Regions from separate parts of the Homo sapiens genome. Here region 1 is linked to region 2. A link is a loop called in an ENCODE intact Hi-C map of the cell type or tissue named here. Cell type or tissue: CD4-positive, alpha-beta T cell. All regions are shown on one strand. Each heading gives the region's core, and the rest is flanking DNA. Links, peaks and the distances in the headings are about the cores only.

The links. A loop is a pair of places that touch in the nucleus more often than their neighbours do. Peaks named below come from ENCODE experiments on the same cell type or tissue, not always from the same donor. Only the 100,000 strongest peaks of a DNase experiment are listed, where the experiment ranks them.
Region 1: it touches region 2 in a loop (20-fold over the local background); 4 of 110 quality-filtered maps call a loop at or near these places.

What each region holds. Positions count from the first base shown.
Region 1 is chr19:29,592,719-29,603,702 of GRCh38, forward strand. No RefSeq gene overlaps it. Among named protein-coding and RNA genes, the nearest start is that of POP4, 8.1 kb to the right of the region's middle. RefSeq lists enhancers at 3,241-3,741, 3,742-4,242. In CD4-positive, alpha-beta T cell, for the core only: CTCF peaks have their summits at 4,721 and 4,941; no DNase peak of the experiment used is centred there; H3K27me3 peaks cover 318 bases.
Region 2 is chr19:28,461,865-28,472,848 of GRCh38, forward strand. It overlaps the pseudogene LOC100420587. Among named protein-coding and RNA genes, the nearest start is that of ERVE-5, 140 kb to the right of the region's middle. In CD4-positive, alpha-beta T cell, for the core only: a CTCF peak has its summit at 4,408 (motif pointing right); a DNase peak (open chromatin) is centred at 4,457.

The sequences.
Region 1 (10,984 bases), core at 963-8,962, 1.1 Mb after region 2:
CTACTAAAAATACAAAAATTAGCCAGGCGTGATGGCAGGTGCCTATAATCCCAGCTACTCACGAGGCTGAGGCAGGAGAATTGCTTCAACACAGGAGGAGGAGGTTACAGTGAGCCGAGATCACACCATTGTACTCCAGCCTGGGCGACAGAGTGAGACTCCATTGGAGGGACATTTGTTGGATTTTTTCTTTTTTTCAAAATGTGCAGAAATCTGTTAAGGATAAAGTTAAATTTCTCTGACCTTTTTTTCTGAGCAGGAATTGAGTGAGGAGTCTACAGGTTAGAAAGAGGAGAAACCTGGTGTGCCTAAGAGAAACTAGAGAAGGAGAGCCCGAGACTCAGGGCCCAGGGCCACTGCCTGGAGGGCTTGGCCAAACTTGCCTCTCAGCTATAGCTGACAGCCTCCTAGTCTAGATCATCACCTTCCTCTGCGGACATGGGGGTCTGAACCTCCCTGGAAAATGTCTTAGGAAGCTCAGGAGGCCACAATAAAATACCACAGACAGGGGGCTTAAGCAACAGAAGTTTATCTTCTCACAGTCCTGGAGGCTGGAAGTTCAAGATCAGGGAGCCGATGGCCATTGTGTCCTCCACGGCAGAGAGAGCAAGCACACACTTTGCTGTCTCTTTTTTTTTTTTTTTTTTTTTGAGATGGAGCCTCACTCTGTTGCCCAGGCTAGAGTGCAGTGGCATGATCTTGGCTCACTGCAGCCTCTGCCTCCTGGATTCAAGTGATTCTCCTGCCTCAGACTCCCACGTAGCTGGGACTACAGATGCCTGCCACCACGCCCAGCTAATTTTTGTATTTTTAGTAGAGACAGGGTTTCACCATGTTGGCCAGGCTGATCTCGAACTCCTGACCTCAAGTGATCCACCTGCCTCAGCCTCCCAAAGTGCTGGGATTACAGGCATGAGCCATCACACTGGCTCTGCTGTCTCTTCTTAAAAGGACACTACTCTCATCATGAGGGTCCCACCCTCATGACCTCATCTCAACCTAATCATCTCCCAAAGACCCCATTTCCAAACACCACCACATTAAGGACTAGGGCTTCAACATAGGAATTTGGGGAAGGGGCACATTTCAGCCCATGGCGGGCTGTCCTGATGCCTAAAAGCTCCCAGGACACTCACACCTACTGACTTATCCCACAGCCCCAAGGGACTCCTTACGTCCTCAAGCCAAGGGGAACCTCCAGCACCGGCAGGCTCAGCCTCCTGCCGCTGGGTGGGGAATGGCAGCATTATTGAGAGTGCATGAAAAATCGCAAGGAGGCAGAAGCCCACCTCACCTCTTCCCTCAAGCACCCAGTGCACCCTGAGGGTCAAATTGGTGACATCATCTGAACACATTCCCTTTTGAGCTCATCTAAACCTAATGTCTTACCTTTTTGGTCCCACTACAAATAACACCTGGTTATTACAACAATAATTTCTGCTGGAAAATCCCCTACCCTGTTGCAGTCAAACGGGCAATTGGAAAACGAAAATGTTAGGGTGCCCTAGACCCAGGAGTCATAGATATTCTTCCAAGACAATCAACATCAGACAAATGTGGTAAAGAGGTGAGTTGTCACGGGTACGGGATCTCCCCAACTTAGTGTCTGATAATCTAGAAGTTTCAGCAAAAACCTGCTCCTAGAAAAGCTGCCAGAGCAATGGCCATGCTGGACTAGAGTCCGTGATTCCAGCTGGACCCACTGTCTGTGGCGGCCACTCCTCGTCTGAAGGGCATTGTCTTGGGTCAATGCGGCAAACTCCACAGCAGAGGCGTTGACACCTGAGAATCCTACAGCCCAGCGAGTGAGGCTGTTCCGATCCACTCTTCCTGGCCAGCTGTCAAAACACTCTGCACCTGCTCTCGGACCATAACAAGTATTACTCATGAAGGTGACAGTTCCTCAGGCCCACAGTAATAAAGACACACACACACACACACACACACACACACACACACACACACACACAGGCATTTAAAAAAATGCAATAGGTCAACAACACTCAATCTAAAACCCTAGGGGCTGGGCACGGTAGCTCACGCCTCTAATCCCAGCACTTTGGGAGGCTGAGGTGAGTGGATCACTTGAGGTCATGAGTTCAAGACTAGCCTGGCCAACATGGCTAAACCCCGCCTCTACTAAAAATACAAAATTAGCCAGACATGGTGGTTCATGCCTGTAGTCCCAGCTACCCAGGAGGCTAAGGCATGAGAATTGCTTGAACCCAGGAGGGGGAGGCTGCAGTGAGCCGAGATCACACCACTGCACACCAGACTGGATAACAAAGCAAGACTCCATCTCAAAAGTAAATAAATAAGTAAATAAATACATACAAATAAAAAATAAAACCCTGGAAGCCTTTGCCGTTGGATTATTTCTGCCTCTCTCTATATTTGATATAGTCAATTTCCATCTTTCAATTTAAAGTTTTCTCACAGTGGTGATAAAATATTGGGTTTGGGAAAGAAAATGCCTGCTGCAGGGGAAGAAGGAGGAGGCTGTTCTCTGGAGCACAAGGAGCCGAGGCTGCTCAAAGTTCTGCTGTGTCATTTTTCCTCCTCATTGCCGCCCAGTGAGCATCAAGCATCACTGGTATTAGGGGATAGGAACGGCTTTTAAACCTCTGTCTTCAGGGCCCGTCTGCCAGGTGCAGTTTCTGGCTTCATGTGTTGAGTAGGTTGGTCAAATCAAATCTCCTGGACCCCCTCCGAGGATGTGGTTGCCCTGGGCCCTACACAGTGATACATCACACAGCTTCATCCCTTCCAATTAGCGCCCGGTACGCGAATTGATGTACTGAGAATTAACATCATTGATCTTCATCCAAGAATATGGCCAACAAGGCATAATTTTTTTCTGATCAATGTTGCTGATCAATGACCTAATATAAAAAAAGGAAAAAAGGAAGGGCATCCCCAGGCATCAGGGTGGATTGATGCGCCTCTATGCATGCAGTTCCAATAGACCTCAGGGCCTGTTCTCTGCTGGGGATTCACATTAATAACAGACAGTCTTTCAAGCACAATGAGAAACTTGTGCTCCATGCTTCCAAGGAAATCCCATGTTTCTCCAAGAGAGAGGGGAAATCAGGCACCTCCTATGGCAACCAGCCTCGGGGCAGACAGAACTCAGTGCCTGCCACAGCTAGGTAAGGCCCGGTGGCCCACTTTATAGAAGTGGCAGGAACCAGTGGGCTCCCCACGTCCACCCCCTCTAGGCCACTGTCTTTGTGCCACAGTTTATTGGGATCCTCTGTGGGAGGTGGACCAGGGAATAATAAGGAAAGAAAACAATTTACTTCTCCCCAGTTATATCCAACCGAGGTAAGTCAAGCTCTCTGGGAGTCTGTCCACGGCAGAGGAAATTCTAGCTCCAGGTTTCCAGTGTGAAGGCAAAAGGGTGAAATTGTCCACGTGTTACCAATCTCAAGTCTCCCTGCTTTTTATCTCCTCCCAGGGCTCCTACTGCCCCCACCCCCTGCCCCCAGCGCGACTCCATTAGTCATGCCTCAGCTGCCCAGCAAGAGGCTCACCTTGTCACACTGCAGGGTTTATTTATTACCCACGCTGGGGGTATTTGCATTTCAAAATAAAACCCTGCAGAAAGCAATGGCTCCATCTAAAAGAATGACTCTCCATTGTTTGAATGTCAAGCACTGTGGTTCACTGGAGCAGGGCCTCCCAGCTTGGTACACCGTTGGGGTTGGGGGACCAGCATTTATGATACCCTGGAATGACACTGCTTAGGAAGCCACCTTTTTGGTGCCTTTCAGTTGATTTCAGGCAGTCATTCATGCACTGTTTCTCGAACACTGTCTGTGCATCTGCCCGGCACCCACACTACGGATGCACGATGGTGACAGGCAGCACTGTGACAACAGCATGGCAGAGTTTACCATTCCTGCCGTCCCCTCTGCTTTTGGCCTCTCCTCCACAATTACTTGCTTTTCCTTGATAAGGAGGAGGGAAAATTGCAATCTAGTCTCCTAACCCAGATGTCACCAACAAATATCACCAGATAGTCACTAACCTCAAAAAATGAGGCTTAATTGGTGGCAATTTTGCTAAGTAACTTCAGTTCCTTTTGTCTCAGTTTCTACCTTTATATGGAAAAGGACACTTGTCACATGAAATTCATGAGCTCATGTCTATACCTCACTGCCCAGTGTTGTATTATTTACTCTGCGGTATGAGTGTCTCTTTCCATTGTAATAACAAGGTCACTGGGCAGAAAATCACTTCATAGAGAAAGGGGTAAAGGACACCTCCAAAAGAAAAAAAAAAAAAAAAAGACAGGAGTGGAAATCAATCCCTCACCTTCCTCAAAGCAGCCCTGTCTCGTAACTGCCACAATCTAGCTGTGAATCCTGCCATCTGGAAGCACCCCCACACCCTCCTTCCGCCTCGCTGACACACCATCAATTTCCAAATGTAACCGACAATCCCACCTCTTCCCCAGGGTCTCGTAATTTCTCTCTCCTTTTGCCCTCTATCTTATTTAAACCACTTGACTCTGTCCTGCCTATTCTGGAGGTGTTGATCAAAAACCAGTTACATTGTTTATAGAGAAATGCCCTCAGCTTCTGGATGTCTGCAGTTTCTAGTCACAACGGCTGTGATTCTTTGAAGTGGCCAGTAAACCAGATTTTTGACAGGTGTGGAGGGAAATAATTCCCAGACTGAGGAAAGAAGCTGCAAGCCGTTGTCTCATTCCTTGTGTTAGAATGCCATCAAGTGACAGACCAGAGAACACCGCTGCAAACCTTGAGCACCTTTTATGTCTAATATTCCAAGACCTCCCTGGGAGAGAAAATATGTAAACCAATAAATATAAATGCCAAAATAACCCGTCACGGTCCAAATGGCCAAATTAGTATTAAAGGCAGTTCTTGTCCAGGTGTCAAGAAGCCTTATTTATTTGTTTATTTATTTATTTATTTATTTAGATCAAGTCTCACTCTGTTGCCCAGGCTGGAGTGCAGTGGCACGATCTCAGCTCACTGCAACTTCTGCCCCCCAGGGTCAAGCAATTCTCATGCCTCAGTCTCCCGAGTAGCTGGAATAACAGGCGAGCACTGCCACACCCGGCTAATTTTTGTATTTCTAGTAGAAACAGGGTTTCACCATATTGGCCAGGCTGGTCTCGAACTCCTGACCTCAAGTGATCTGCCCGCCTCGGCCTCCAAAGTGCTGGGATTACAGGCGTGAGCCCCTGCACCCGCTCAGAGTTCCTTACATTCTTGAATAGAATATAAGATGGTAGAAACCTAACAATCTGAGAATTATAACCCAATTTTCAGTATTGCAATGCTGGGTCATGTTTTACCATTTGGTTCCCGATGGGAAGAAGCCAGGGGCAACCCTCAAAGCCACCAGTGCTCCAAAAGGAAAGGCCAACGGGGGCCGCCAGGTGGGTGCTAAAGCTGTATCCTCCATCCAGAGGCTCACGGCTTCTGGGGATCCTCAAGAAGCCTAAAGACCCAAGAGAAACAGGGGAACTTCCTCAAGCTCACAAAGAGAGCAGCTGCACCCCAGCCCCGGCCCCTGCTGCTCTGCAGATAAGTGCCAGGTATGAAATGAGGGCCGGTCCTCGGAATTGTGCATTGACAGGCAGGGTTGAAGCCTCAGGAATGAGGTAATGGTAAATGCCTGCACACACAGATTTAACATTTTTCATTTTTTTTCCCCTCTTAGAGACAAGGCTCACTCTGTCATCCAGGCTAGAGTGCAGTGGCTTAATCATAGCTCAATGCAGCCCCGAACTCCTGGGCTCAAGCGACCCTCCCGTCTCAGCCTTCTGAGTGGCCGGGACCACAGAACTAGTGATAGCATGGAGAAGATGGAAATGACACTGTGTCCAGACCAGAAAGGGGGCATTCTACAAGCTGACAATCTCCATGTCCCAGCACTTCAGACAGCTGAAGCCCCTGAAGCCTCAGACAGCTGAGGGCTCCTGGCAGTGAAGCAGCCTTCAGGCCCCAGAGCACCCAGAGAGCTTCTCCCAGGGTCCCTCTCTCTCTAGCACCAGTGGTACCTGGGCTGCAGGGAGGTTGGTAGGGGTCCCCAGGGATTCCTTCATGTGATAAGCTAGACACGGGGCCCCAAAGAGGCTTCAGGGCTTGAGGAAGATAAATATTTATCAGATCATTACAAAGGAAGAGTGTGGCTGGGCAAGGTGGCTCACGCCTATAATCCCAATACTTTGGGAGGCCCAGGCAGGCAGGTCACTTGAAGTCAAGAGTTTGAGACCAGCCGGGACAACATAGTGAAGCCCTATCTCTACTAAAAGTACAAAAATTAGCAGAGTGTGATGGCGCATGCCTGTAGTCCCAGCTATTCGGGAGGCTGAGGCAGAAGAATCGCTAGATCCCAGGAGGCAGAGGTTGCAGTGAGCTGAGATGGCATCACTGCACTCCAGGCTGGGTGATGGAGCAAGACTGTCTCAAAAAAAAAAAAAAAGCTAAAAACAAAAAACAAAAAACAAAAAAAAAAACATAGGAAGAGGGTATATGGTCTGGGGAAGTATTCTCAGTAGTTACAAAAGTGTTAAGTCGGCCTGGGTGCAGTGGCTGATGCCTGTAATCCCAGCACTTTGGGAGGCCAAGGTGGGAGGATTGCTTGAGGCCAGGAGTTCAAGACCAGCCTGGACAACGTAGTGAGACCCCCAATTTTACAAAAATGTTTTTAATTACCCAGGCGTGATGACATGCACTTATGGTCCCAGCCACTCAGGAGGCTGAGGCGGGAGGATTGCTTGAGCCCAGGAGTTCGAGGCTATTGTAAGCTATGATCAAGCCACTGCACTCTAGCCTAGGAAACAGAGCAAGACCCTGTCTCTAAGGAAAAAAAATTTGTTAAATCGGAACATGCAGGTATTTACCATCACAGGGAACATTGAAAGTATTTTTTAGCTTTGAATTTCCATGCCTCTGCTGAAAATTCCTCATCTGCTCACCTGTTTGACCCATCTTTCCCTCTAAGTTTGTTAATCTATTTATAATAGTATTTTAAAGGCCTCGTCTTCCAGTTCAGCGTCTGGGTCACCTACGCTTCTGCTCTAGTGACTTTCTTTCCATGATTGTGGGTCACAGTGTCCTGTTTCTGTGGGTGTCGTATACACTGTTTTTTATATTTCAAGCTGGATGTTGTATATTAAAGAACAGCAGAGACTGGAGAAGACCAAAGGGTCTTTCCATCTCCCAGAAAAGGCACCCCTTTTCCTTTCAGGAAGCTTTGCTGAGGGGTTGACCTCTGCACAGAATCAGGTTTAAATAGCTTCAGATCCCCTCTGGCTTCAAATCATTTTCGTTTTTTGAGACAGGGTCACACTCTGTTGCCCAGGCTGGAGTGCAGTTGCAATCATAGCTCACTGTAGCCTTGACCTTGACCTCCTGGGCTCAAGCAGTACTCCTACCTCAGCCTCCAGAGCAACTGGGACTACAAGTGTGTGCCACCACGCCTGGCTAATTTTTTATTTTGTTAATTTTTTTGTAGAGATGGAGTCTCACATGTTGCCCAGGCTGGTCTCAAACTCCTGGCCTCAAGTGACCCTCCCACCTCAGCCTCCAGAAGTGCTGGGATTACAAACGTGAGCCACTGCTCCCAGCCTGGCTTCAAATATCTTGAAGGGGAGGTGTGTCCCCTGCCCGCAGCATGGCTTTGGGATTCAGGCACCACAAAGCCAGATCTCTGTGCTTCCCTGCTGTGCCCCAATTCCAGTTTGGGTGATTTTACATCAGGTCCTTTCTCTCTTACTTTCCCATATTTTGACCTAAACAGACTTATACGAATATAAACACATAGCCCCTAGGTCTGGAGTCAATGGCTGCTTTCCCAGAGTTAAGCACAGGTCAAAATAGGTGGCAGGAGGTGCTAGCTACATGCACACACTCCCATGCAGCCTGCAGTGACTTTCTGCAAACCCTTCAAGTGTCTCAGCAAACCTGAGAAATGCAGTGAAGAAGCTCTCTTAGGACACAGAGAGCCCTACGTTTATCCAGACAGACACTCCATTAGCCGAAACTATGCTTTCCTCAGTGCAATCAGCTCACAGAGTAACACCGGGCCAGGGAGCTGGAAGAAATCTATAGTTGCATTTTATACATTTGGGATCAAGCTAGCCTTAAAGAGTGACTTTTGGAGGCTGAAAGACTAGAAAACTTGGATTTCAGAGACTGATATGTGACCAGACACACGAAGTTTTAAGAGTCCCCGCTGTCAGAATTCCAAATGGTTAGTCTTAAACTGACTTAGGGCGCAGCGCTGCCTCTTTACAAAGAGCTGATACGCTGTCTTCCGGCAAGCACCAGTTCTTTGATTCTTGTAGACAAAGTGCCTATCACCCAGCAGGAGAGGGTTTGACCAGCAGAAGTGTCCAGTGTTAGCGCTGGCACCTTACCGCCTATCTCTGTGGCACTATTAGGCCTGAGGAATGATTGAGGGCTGATGTCGCTGTGCCCAGGCTCTCCACCACCACCCTCACCAGCCCTCCTCGTCAATACACAACGTCTGGATCAAGGGCATAGCAGAGCCAGGGGAGCATGTAATCTTGAGCCTCAGGGACTGTTCTGTCCTAGTGAGGACACAGATAATGATGGCTACCATCTCTCAAGCTGTATTACCTGTGCCAGGCCCTGTTTAAACATGCATCATCTTGCTGAGTGCTCCAGGCCACCCTGGGAAGAAGGTGCTGTTAGCAACCCATGTTATAGACAAGGCCTTCCTGTAGAAAAAGCATACAGGCCTCATCCCTCTCAAATGTACCTGATATAGATACCCAAAAAGCAAGAAAAAAACTGTGTATATTTATATACACACACAAATACACACAAACAGATGTGCATACATGTACATATATATACTGACTTCATTGACTTGGTGGATTAAAATTTTCACTGACAATGAAGGCTTCCATGTTCTTATTGCAGGTTTGCTGGTATTCAGGATCATGACCTTTCAGCGGTAAAAAAAAAAAAAAAAAAAACCTACTAGAGGCCAGGTACGGTGGCTCAGGACTGTAATCCCAGCACTTTGGGAGGCCGAGGCGGGTGGATCACTTGAGGTCAGGAGTTCAAGACCAGCCTGGCCAACATAGTGAAACCCTGTCTCTACTAATAGCAAAATTATAGCCGGGCGTGGTGGCAAGCACCTGTAACCCCAGCTACTCAGGAGGCTGAAGCAGAAGAATCCCTTGAACCTGGGAGGCAGAGGCTGCAATGAGCCAAGATCGCACCACTGCACTCCAGCCTCGGCAACAGAGTAAGACTCCATCTCAAAAAAAAAAAAAAAAAAAAAAAAAAAAAAAAAAACTAGAAATAATGTTTTTCTTTAATCCGAAAGTGGAGGAGAGGGGATACACAAAAAAATACTTCTCCACTATATTGTCAGAGGCTATTAGATAAATGGTTTCTGTAAATTTAGTTGTGTTTATTTACAGAAGTCCTAATTTTCGTGGATACCCACTTACTTAATAGTTGAGGCTTAATCTTTTTGAGCTTACATATGAGATTTTTCTTGAATACTCAGAATAGCAGCCTGAATGTCTCAGAGCAACAATCAAAAGGAACCTGTACAAATACAACAAAGTGTGAATTGTAGAATCAAAAAGCATATGGGTGTTCACTGTTTAAATGTTTCCATTATTCTGTATATTTGAAGTTTTTCATAATAAATTGCTGGAGGTCGGAGGGGAGTCACCTGCAATGATTCCATCAAACATTGACTTCTCGTGGAACTTTCACAAAGCCACTACTGGGAAAACACATGTGTATCCATGTTTGAAAGTTTATCATTTATAGCTATAAAAAAGAAAAAAATTAAAGTCTTTTCACCAAATGCAATTTAGAAAAGAGAAACAAAAGGAAAAATCTCCCATAACTTCACTTACCCGGTTATACAAACTTTTAGTATATTCATGTAACTATTGTGTATATATTTGGCTTTATTAGTTTGTAACCTTTTTAAAAATTGTATGTAATTTGTTTAATGGCTGCATGGTAATCCATCATGTTATAGAAATGTGTTAGCAGTGGCAGAGAACCGAGTTACCCCAAGTAACTGGAGACGAATCCGTACGCGTTCGCAGCAACTTCAATCTTTGCCTTGTCAAAAGAAAGAATTTGACTGAGGGGCAAAAAGCAGAAAGAGACCAAGGCAAGTTTCAGAGCAGGAGTGGAAGTTTATTAAAAAGCTTTAGGCCGGGCATGATGGCTCACACCTGTAATCCCAGCACTTTGGGAGGCCGAGGCGGGTGGATCACAAGGTCAGGAATTCGAGACCAGCCTGACCAACATGGTGAAACCCCATCTCTACTAAAAATACAAAAATTAGCTGGGTATGGTGGTGTGTGTCTCTAATCCCAGCTACTTGGGAGGCTGAGGCAGGAGAATCGCTTGAACCTGGGAGGTGGAGGTTGCAGTGAGCCAAGATCGTGCCACTGCACTCCAGCCTAGGAGATAGAGCAAGACTCCGTCTCGGAAAAAAAAAAAAAAAAAAGCAAAGCTTTTGAACAGTAAGGAAAGGAAAGAAAAGGAAAGTATTATACAAGTTGGAAGGACAAGCAGGCAACTTGAGAAACCAAGAGCGCAGCCTGACCCCTTGACTTGGGGTTTTACACGTTGGCCTACTTCCAGGATCTACTTCCAGGATCTTACATTACTTCTCCCCACTCCTGAGATCTTACAGGAAGCTGCTGATCAGTTTCAGGTGTTTTCTATCTGTTAGGCGGCTGCCTGTTCCCTAGCGCCAGCTGTGGCCAATTACTTTAGAGAAACAGTTAACAACCACCTGACCATCACCTGATGGTGGCCCAACACCCCTGGTGTGTGTAGCGGGGAGCCTTCTCCTGCCCTGCTCATACCTGACTACCTACCTACTGTAACAAATGTGCCATACCTAGGAACAGTTTATAAAAACAGATTACTGGGACCCACCTTATAAAAACAGATTATTGAGACCCACTGGATAAAAACGAATCTCCAGGTAT
Region 2 (10,984 bases), core at 1,370-9,369:
GTGTACTGTCTCTACTAGGTAACAGATATTGCTAGCTGAATTTAAGGCAAAGGGCCAAACAGATGTGGTCACCATCCTTTCATAAAGCACAGTCTTCACGGGTGGACATATGTTTATTTTGTGTTTATTTGTTTGAAGATCAATTATAAATTGAATAAGTACTAGAGAAGCAATACACTGAGTTTTGTAGCAAGAAAAACAGGAAACACCAAATCTAGCCTGGTACCTTTGTGGAGCCTGCTCTGAGGAGGTGAGCTGAGGTGAGGAGTGAGGGACCAGGTCCAGGGGCTGAAAGAACATTCTAGGCAGCAGGGGCAACCAGGGGAGAAGACCCTGACTTAGGAAGCACTGAACGCATTCAAAGTGGCACTGCCATCCCTACACTTTGGGAGGCCAAGGCGGGTGGATCACCTGAGGTCAGGAGTTTGAGACCAGCCTGGCCAACATGGTGAAACCCTGTCTCTACTAAAAATACAAAAATGTGCTGGGCGTAGTGGTGCGTGCCCGTAATCCAGCTACTCAGGAGGCTGAGGCACAAGAAACGCTTGAACCCGGGAGGCGGAGGTTGCAGTGAGCTGAGATCACGCCACTGCACTCCAGCCTGGGCAACAAGAGTGAAACTCTTTCTGCAAAAACAAAACAAAACAGGACAAAAAGAAACACACAAAGTGACACTGCCAGAAGGCCAGGGGACTGGGCAGAGTAACAAGGGAAAGAGAGATGAAAGATGGGGTGGGAAGGCATAGGGAATGAGTAGGGGCTTTCCTTGGGGTCCAAAGACCCCACCAAGGGGTCCACAAATAGAATTCGGTGAGTCTGTGAAGGTGGATAAAAAGTGATTCTTTCTGTTTTTTTTTTGTTTTGTTTTGTTTTTTTGTTTTGAGACAGAGTCTCTCTCTGTTGCCCAGGCTGGAGTGCAGTGGCGTGATCTCGGCTCACTACAAGCTCCGCCTCCCGGATTCATGCCATTCTCCTGCCTCAGCCTCCTGAGTAGCTGGGACTACAGGCATCTGCCTCCACGCCTGGCTAATTTTTTTGTATTTTTAGTAGAGACGGGGTTTCACCATGTGAGCCAGGATGGTCTCAATCTCCTGACCTTGTGATCTGCCCGCCTCGGCCTTCCAAAGTGCTGGGATTACTGTGCCTGGCCAAAAGTTATTCTTTTGTGTTCACCAACCTCGAGCTGAAATTGAGCATGTCCCTAATAGTATTATTAGTACCTGGGACCTTGTCATCAATATAAGCCATAGAGGCCTCCATTTCACAGCACGGTTTTTGCAGATATCATGCTGTGTCATTTATACTGATCACAACGTTGGAATTATGATGCTTATCAGACCTGCTGCTATAATGTATTACTAGAAAAGCAAATCTGTTATTATATTACATTTTAATGTTAATAAGTATATTTCAATATAATTGATTTTGTTAATTCTGTGTATTTTACTACATGCATTTAAAAAATTGTTCAGAAACGGGGTCCACTGGCTTTGCCCAAAGGCATCTATGGTACAACAGAACTAAGGACCCCCAGCTAAAGCTCCCTGGAGGAGCTTGCAGTCTGGAGGAGAAGGCAATCTGGGGCCAGAATGAGCTGAACTATGAATGGGGCAGTGCCAGGGGCTCTGGAAGACCAAGGAGGCAATCCTTGCGCCACCTGGGATGGGTGTCAGTCATGTCCACAACGATGGTTAGAGGCATCTTCTCAGAGTGCATCCCACCCTGCCACCAGCCAAAGGCAGGCACAGCACAGGGAAGGCCACCAAGTCAGGCCCTGCCCAGCTGCTGTGACCTGGTCTGCTTCACCCCAGGAGGGGTGAGAGCAGCCTTCCCCAACCCTCTGCATCCCATCACCATGGAGACCAGGGCGCAGTCTAGCCAGAGGGAAGACAGTACTCTGTCCTTGTTATTTACTTACTCATATTCTCCCTCCTTCTCTTGTTCATTTACTCTCTCTCTCCTCTCTCATTCCCACTTTCTCTCCTCTTTGATTTTTTTCTCTGCCTCTTTTCCCCCTCTCTCTTCCCCTCGCCAACTTCCTCTCATCTCTATTCACTTCTGTGTTTTTCCTCTGCATTTATTCCACAATCCTTCACTTCTAACCTGCCACAGAGCCCCGAAGCATGAGGAACTGGGTGGGAACCCACAAATCTGATAGTCAAGGCTTCTCTCTGCCCTATTTTTAAGGTGGGAAAACAGGCCCGGAGAGTGGAGAACCACACCCTGTCTCTAGATGTGCCTAGCACATCCTAGTCCTAGCCCTGTGCTTTGGCCCCTGTGCCTGGAGAGGGTCTCAGCATGGCACGGGCCTCAAAGGCAGAGCTGGAAGGGCCTTGGCTTGCCTCCTCCTGGCAGCCCTCAGCAGTGTCTATGGGGTGGGGGGGTAAGCACCCTCTTCCTCATGCAGAATCCCTGCCTTGCCCACAGTAGAGCTGGTTCCCAAGCAGAAGAGCAGCAAACTGAATCCAAAGGCAGGGACCTTTGGAAGGCATTCTCTCCTCAGTGGAAATGAGCCTCTCTCTCTGCTCCACCTGCCTCCCCAGCACCTGCCCTGGGAAATAGAACCCCATCATCAGGGGAATGACAAAGAAGGAATGACGGGGTCCCTTGCCAACCTGCTGAGCTTGGCAAGGACCTCACAGCCTCTTCTTCCAGAAAAGACAATGACAGCAGGGAGGGGGAATGAGGTGACACTAATTCCTGTGGAGCCTGCCTGGGATGGGGAGGGCCAGGGCTGGGGGGTGACTTCCCAGGGTGAAGCTGGTGCCCCCAGCCCGACCCTCCCTCCCTCCTCTGTGCTTCTGAAGCGTTTTGCGCACTGGCTCGTCAGCACTGCAGCACTATCTGGTAGCTGCCAATTTACTTTATTATGACTTGTTGGAGCACGAGGCCTGGGAAAGCCCAGGCACTTGGTAAATTTCAGTTGAGGAAAGTGAAACTCAGTGAGCTTTAACACAAATATAAATGACTGTTGAAACATTTCTAAAGTTACAGAGTGAAGGGAGAAAGTGGCATAATTCATATCACACACCAAAGCATATGTCTAAACTGCTTTCTTTCCCTCCCAAGTCAGGAGAGGAGCAACGAAACGGGCAAATGGAATGTCAAAGTGTCTCCCCATTCGTGGCTGCCGGAAGGTGGCTGAGCATGATGGGCCAATCTTCATGAGATCACATAAGTGAGTCTCTGGCCAGGCCAGAGGGAAGTAACAGCCAAGAGCCCTGATGAATTAAAAAAATATATATATATATATATAAATATATAAATATAAATATATATAAATATAAATATATATATATATATATATATGAAGATTTGAATGGGGGCCCAAAGAGAAGGGGCCCTAACATGGGAGAGTGGAGGAACAGTGGGAGGGTTGAGGGGCCACCAAGCAGGAGCACTGGGGCTGCACAAAGACCTCTTCCAGCACTCCTCATGATGGGATCCCCCTGTCTCTCCAAAGCCCTCAGAGAAAGCGTATTTTGGGGTGAGCCACTGTCCATGGGAAGCAGGCGAAAGCCCACAGAGCACGTGTCTGAGCTGTGGCTGGAGTCAGAGGTGGGGCTGAGAGGATGCAGGGCAGGCACAGGAGGTGCTGGACAAGAATGTGTAAGTTATGAGTCAAAATGACTGGAACACTCTCCTGGCTCACTGCACCACCTCCTCCACTGCTCATGGGTTGAATGAGATGGGATCCCCCAGGAGAGGCCAGAGCCCCTGGGGCCCAGGTGCAGCTGAGGGGAAGGGGGCATCCAGCAGGCTTCCCTGACCAGCTGTCCATCTAGGCCCCTGGCCCTGCTGGCAGAGCTGGCTGCAGCCTGATGCCAGACTGGGTGAGGACATTATGCTAAGTGAGGTAAGTCAGGCACAGGAAATACTGCATGATCTCATTGAGATGTGGAGTCGACTGAGGTGTGGAGTCTGAAAAAGAAGAAGAAGAAGAGGAGGAGGAGGAAGAAGAGGAGGAAGAAAAAAAGAAGAGGAAGAAGTAGTAGAAGAAGAAGAACAAGAAGGAGAAGGAGAGAAGAAGGAAGAAGGAAGAAACAAGAATGAAGGAAGAAGGAAGAAACAGAATAGAAGAAAAGTGGCTCCCAGGGGTAGGGAAGGCAAGGAAATGGTGGGGAGATGTAGGTTAAAGAGTGCAAACTTGCAGTTATGTAGGATGAATAAGTCTGGGGATCTAATGTACAGCAAGAGGACTACACTTACTAATATTGTAGAGTATATTGAAAATTTACTGAAAGAGTTGATTTTAGGTGCTGTTAGTGTGTACACACTCAAGGAAACTATAGAAGGAGATGGATATGTTAAATTGGTCATCTGTAAATAATCACTTCACTATAAATATGTATATCAAAACATCTTGTTGTGCATCTTAAATTTACACAATTGAAAAAAAAAAAAGGCTGCCAGACCAAGACTCAGGGCCACTGCATTCCACCAGGGGGTGCTGTTTGACATCTGCCAACACCTTTCACAGCCTCCTCCGCCAAATATTTCAGAAACCAATTTCCAATAAAGCAAACACCCTACTCACCTGGCTGCAGAGTTGGAAAATATCTTGTTTCGTTGCAAATGAGTTTTACCATCTCCTCAGAGCTCTGAACTTAGCCATCATGCACAGTCTCTTAGTTGGGTCAGTGTCCCGGGATGGAATTTCCTGACCTTGTCACCGGTTCTTGGATCCACACCTTAGAGCAATTCATTACTGTTGGAACTGCCTGCATCTGGTTCTGGCCTCTCCTCTCAATTAAGGGAGAAACAAGACAGGAGGGAGGGCTGCAGGAAGCTGCTGTGCTGTGAGAAGCAGGTGCCCTTGGATGGCTTCTGCAAACTCCCCAGGTCCCAGTTTTCTCATTGGTGAAGAAACCAGAATGGGCAGACCAATAGCCTTACAGGCTTGCTCAGTGGCTATCCTGACAAAACAAAAGACCAAAACACAGGTTAGGAGGTGTTACCTAAAATGTACAGGAGGCCATTGATTTGGGCGGAGTTCCTGGCTGTGCATCTGGCCTGCGGTCACCCAGTACTCCGGGCTCTGACACACAGGCGGCAGCTCCTCCCTATGAAAGTGCCACCCAGGTTGGACATGTTTTTAAAAGCTGATCGTTAATGAGCTGGAAAGGAAAGGAATAGAAGCCATTATGATCACTCTAAGAAAGCATCTCTGATTCATGGATCATTTACTATTGATTATTGAAACCAATGCCATCGTGCACGCCCTGTGGCTGGTTTTAAAACCTCTATATCGTGGAGTTTGGGATTTATTTGGAAGCACTATAATAAGCAGCACATGACAATTACTTCCCTCAGTATTCCCTGTAATCAAGATAAATTATCCTGCTATTGATGTAAATGGGATATGAAAATCTATAGAGTCCTCCTGAGGAGAATAAACCCTACATTATGCTCACCTCATTTAACAGCAAAACCATTTTGGGGTCAATCAAAAATACATTCCCCCAAACTTTTATTGCCATCCATCCTTAGTCACCTCCAGAAACAATTAGCAAACAATACCAGTGAGGAAGCACTCAGCCTAGGGGCGCCTGTACTGCTGTTATTATATTCGCCTTATAGAGCCTCCATGTCCACAGACCTAGGGCATCCTTTGACACTCACAGGTGTCTTATCATAAATGTATTTACATAGGACACATATGTATTTAAAATTTGTTTTCCCCATTGCTAAACAACCTCTTATGAAAATTCAAAGTACGATTAATTATATATGAATTTTTTTATAAACAACAAATGGCCAGGCACAGTGGCTCACACCTCTAATCCCAGCACTTTGAGAGGCTGAGGCAGGTGGATCACCTGAGGTCAGGAGTTTGAGACCAGCCTGGCCAACATGGTGAAACCTCGTCTCTACTAAAAATACAAAGATTAACCAGGCATGATGGCTCATGCCTGTAGTCCCAGCTACTTGGGAGGCTGAGGCAGGAAGAATCGCTTGAACCTGGGAGGTGGAGGATGCAGTGAGATGAGGTTGTGCTATTGCACTCCAGCCTGGGTGACAGAGAGAGACTCCATCTCAAAAAAATAAAAATAAAAATATATAAACTCAATTTGCATTACTTCTCCTTCTCTGATTTTTGTCTCTTCTTTTCCATCAAGTGCTTGCCTTTTGAGCCAGCTTTCTGTGGCTGCTTTTCTTCTGCCAGAAAAGGTGCTGCCCTGAGCAGCTCTGTACTCTCTCTTTCTTTGATTTTCTCTGTTTTTCCTGTCCCTGAAACCCCATACTTTATTCATTCAGTGGGGATGCCACAGCCTTCTTTCCTAGGAATTCCTTTCAGTGCAGAACGCTTCTGGCAGTCTCAACTTCTTTTACGCACCTAACCTCTCTTTCTGAATTTGTTATTTAATATATTGTCCTTTTATTCAGCATCTTTACTATAAAACCTTCTTCTTTATAGCAAGACAAGCATAAAATCCTCTCTAAGCCATGTCTTTTCAAGCTATTTTATCTCAGTCTTAATTCTCCTAATCTCACCTGTTTAAATGAGGAGAGAGAAAAAGGAAGAGGAGGAGGAGGAAGATGAAGAGAAGGAGGGGAGAAGGAGGGGAGAAGGAGGAGAAAGACTCACAGTGACAATGATTTGACTATCACTGGATGTTAGGATTATGAGTGATTTATTTTACGGTCTTTATTTTTTCAGCATTTTGCAGACTGTCTGCAATGAACATGTACACTTTATTCCAGTTGCCCTAAAAAGCTGAGCCTACGACAAAAGCTTACAGGCTAAAGCTTTGTTGGAGGTGCAATCCCAAAGAAAGAAGCAGGAATGAGGAAGAAAGAGGGGCAGAGAAAAAGCAAAAACAAATACTGAGCAGTGCAATTCCAAGCCGGTCACAGTCTCACAACAAAACATAGCTGACTGCTCAGTCACTTAGGACCTCACCAGAGAGGCCACAAGGAGCTGTGAGCCACAGTCAGCCAAGGAGGGTCAGGAGGCACTGGCTGTCTCAGCCTCTCCTGGGCAAAGTCTGCACTGACTCCCCACACTGGCAGACCACGTGGCTCCACAGGAAAAGCCGGGCTGCAGGGGACCTGACCCAGCCATGCCCAGGTGCACCGTTCCTCCTGTCACTTAGCACCACACGTGGGGGCTCTTGGTCTGCAGAGCTGGTGGCAGCAGCGGAGGCAGTCAGGGCTCCTGGAACACAGACAGCTGAGCTATTGCTAGAGCTGCTCTGGCTGGAGGCAAGGCAAGTCTGCTGATCAAATGCTTTTATAGCTAAGAAAATAAGAATAGCTTGTTTTAAAATATTAGATTCCATTATAAAGTCTTGATCCTTTTAGCCTCAGCTTGCTGTAGGCTCATTCAAACCTTTTTATATCCCAGATCTACACTGGACACAGTCCTTTAAGACAGAGTCATAAACCACAAAGCCCACGGGGCCAGGCCAGGAACACGCACAGGAAAGTGAGCTGAGTGGAGGCTGCGGAAGTGCCGGCTGGGTGGAGGCGGAGCGCACACACCTCTAAGTCACGACTGCCTGGCTTCGGCCCACGGCTGTTACACCTTTTGACTTTGTTCCAAAATATTTTAAAATTGAAATTCACGACTTCTCTAAACGTGAGAAATCTCATTTTTCACTGTTGACAAGTGGACTTTTTTTCCCCAATATTTTGAGCTAAACAAAACATGTCAGCTCTCCACAGACAGTTTTTATTTGTCCACAAGCTTGTGACGTCTGCTAATAAAAAGACTATGGAAAACACTTCATTTTCCCAACCTCTGCATTGCCTCACATGATAGCTCATGTTTTCATGAAGGTTCCATGTGTAAGACACTGAGTGTTACACATGGAGTTCCTCATGTCGTTTTGGAGCAGCACTGTTACATAGGTAATATTATTAGTCCCATTTTATAGATGAGAAAACTGAGCCTCTGGAAGCTTAAGCATCTTGCTCAAGATCATTCGGATGGTGCATCGCTGGTGTGGACTTTGCACACCTTCAGGGGCCAGGCCTCCGTTGACTTTTCCACTGAAGATGTGCCCACACGTGTTAACCTCTCTGAAACTCACAACCCTGTCTAATTGCAGGCTGCTTGGCTATCACTATTCCGCCGATAAGGAACTTGAGACTCAGGGATGTAAAGTGACCCTCCAGAGGTTCCAAGCGTAAGAGGGGAGGCAGAATTCAAAGGCAGGCATGTGTGACTCCAGGCCCAGGAAGCCCCAGCCTGGGGATCCCCAGCCTGCTGAATTCACAGAGCTTCAGAGCGGTCCTGGGTGCTGGAGGCAGAACAGATGGAGATGGGCCCAGTACTCATGCTGGAGAAAGTCCTCTGGACACAACTTGCCAGTCTCATGCAGGTTTCCCTGGGGCACTCACTAAAAACAAGATTGGTTCTTCTGACATACCCTGAAGGTAGCCACTGCCAGGCAGCCTTCCCCAACTTATTTCCCCAGTGGCTTCATTTCCCAGCTTCCACACCCACCACTAACAGCCTTCCCCTCTGAGAACTAGACTCACTGAAAGCGCGGACTGCGTTTTAAGTGGCTGTGACTCCCCAGGGCTCATTTTACCTAACAAAGGAAGAGATAATCTGTGACACTGTGATATAATAAGAAATAGACATATATACATATATTTTTTAACCCCATGCCTCTTGCTTCTGGCACAGAGCTCTTAAGACCTTTGTAATTTCCTGAGCCATTGACTATCTAACACAGAGCTCCTAAATCCCTTGGAATTTCCTAGGTAACAGGAGTCTCTTTGGTTCTTATGAAGTGACTCTTGGTGGGCTCCTGGGTGGCCTCAGGATGGGGGCTGGTTGGCAGGGGAACCAACCATGTGATTAGGGGGTTGGAAGTTTCAGCCCCACTCCTTGATTTCTGGGAAGAGGATAGGAGGTGAAGGTTGAGTTGATCACCAGTGGCCAGTTGATTTAGTCAATCAGGCTTTTGGGCTGGATGTAGTGGCACACACTTGTAATTCTAGCACTTTGGGAAGCTGAGTGGGGAGGGCAGGATCCCTTGAGCTCAGGGGTCCAAGACCAGCCTGGACAACATAGTGAGACCCATGTCTCTACAAAAAAAATTTTTAAATAGCCAGATATGGTGATGTGGTGGTTCTAGCTACTGGGAAGGCCGAGCAGAGGGATCAACTGCTTGAGCCCAGAAGGTTGAGGCTGCAGTGAGCCATGACTGCACCACTGTACTCCAGCCTGGGGCACAGAGTGAGACACTGTCTCAAAAAAACCCCCAAATTATGCTTTTGTAATGAAGCCCTCCAAAAAATCCAAAAAGACAGTTTGGAAAGCTTCTGGTTGCTGTATGTGTGGAAGGTCCTTGAAGGGGGCACTGAAGCCCCCTGCCCTCCACACATCCTTGGCTGTATGCGACCCACCACCTGGTTGTTCATCTGCATTCTTCACCATATCCATTATTAATATAATAAACTGGTAAATGTAAGTGTTTCCTTGAGTTTTGGGAGCCATGCTAGCAAACTGTGGAACCCCAGTTAAAGCCAGTTGATCTAAAGTGTAGGTGATAACCTACTACCTGCAATTCTCGTCCAAAGTGGGGCAGTCATGTGGCACTGAGCCCTCATCCTGTGGGATCTGCCCTAACTTCAAGTAGATAGTGGCAGAATTGACTTGTAGGACATGCGGTTGGGATCCACTGAAAAAAAGTGTGGGAAAAGCCCACATATTTGCTGTGAAGTTTGGCTGAGTGGTTGTGGGAATAAAGAAAACACAATTTTATTGTCATCATCAAACTCATCAATTAGTAACATTTCTTAGCTTTTAAAACCCTTTGAAAGGCTGATAAAAGCTGTTGGTTCTCCCCTCAAAATAAGCACTTATTAAACCCAGTGCTCCATCTGATTTCGGAGACGTCCTGTGCCGCCTGAAGCCCATCCCTGCACTGAGGTTGAGAACTCCTGATGCAGTCGTGGTCCTTCTTCATCGATAAGTCACTTCCGGCCCACAGGCTTGTCCTCAGATCACTCATGAGTTTCTGGCAGGCCAAGGATTCCTGCTTCCTAAAGTTTATTTAGAGTTCATGGTAGACACAGACTAAAAACCTACTCAAACTGGCCTCAGAAAAGGGGAAGGGAGACATAGTTTCAGTGTGGAATGATGGAAAAGCTCTGGAAGTGGACGGTGGTGACAGCTGCATGACAACGTGAATGCACTTAAAGCTACTGGATTGTATGCATTAAAATAGTAAAAGTGGTAAATTTTGTGTTGCATATATATTACCACAATAAAAAAAATTCAAAAAGGTAAAATAAAAGGAAGAGTACATTTTAGGGGCTGGAGAGTACACCAGGGAAGCTGCTGGCTGCTGGACCTCAGGAGGTAACGAGAACATTGTCACACTAACCCCTGCCCCTCCCCTGTGGCTTCTCCCTGTCCACTCTTCCAGCTTAGGCCCACATCACAGCTCTCATGCTTTTATTCCCCTCCAGCAAGAGAAATATTTCCTCAGGCTGGGAGGCCACAGCTCATACCAAGACACAAACTCATTGGAGGAGGAATCTGATTGCTCCAAATTGGAGCTAACAATCCTGTCTTGGCAGCAGGCAAGAATCTGTTAATATAATCATGGCCACCAGAGAAGTGCCATCACAGGGGGAGGCAGAAGAAAGCAGTGTGGATGCACATCACAGAAACGAAGCCATGAGACGCACCAGAAGGCTACACGCAGAGCAGCACAGATAGAGCTGAACCGTCTATTACCGAGTAGAAAGAGGAAGAAACAGAAGATCTAGGTGGGAGCTTCTCCAGCTTGAATCACAGAGGAAATCACTAAGGGACCCTCTTAAAATGCAGGGACTGCTTCCACAGATCAGAAGCAGGGCCTAGGACTCTGCATTTCTAACAAGCTCCAGGCGAGGCTGCTGGGGCACACACCACACTTTGAGTAGCCAGGCTTTAGAGCCCAAGCTCAGCTTTTGTGTAAATCAAAAATGCATGCCGGAAGCAGCTCTACCTAGTTTACAAGGATGCATGCATTCTCCA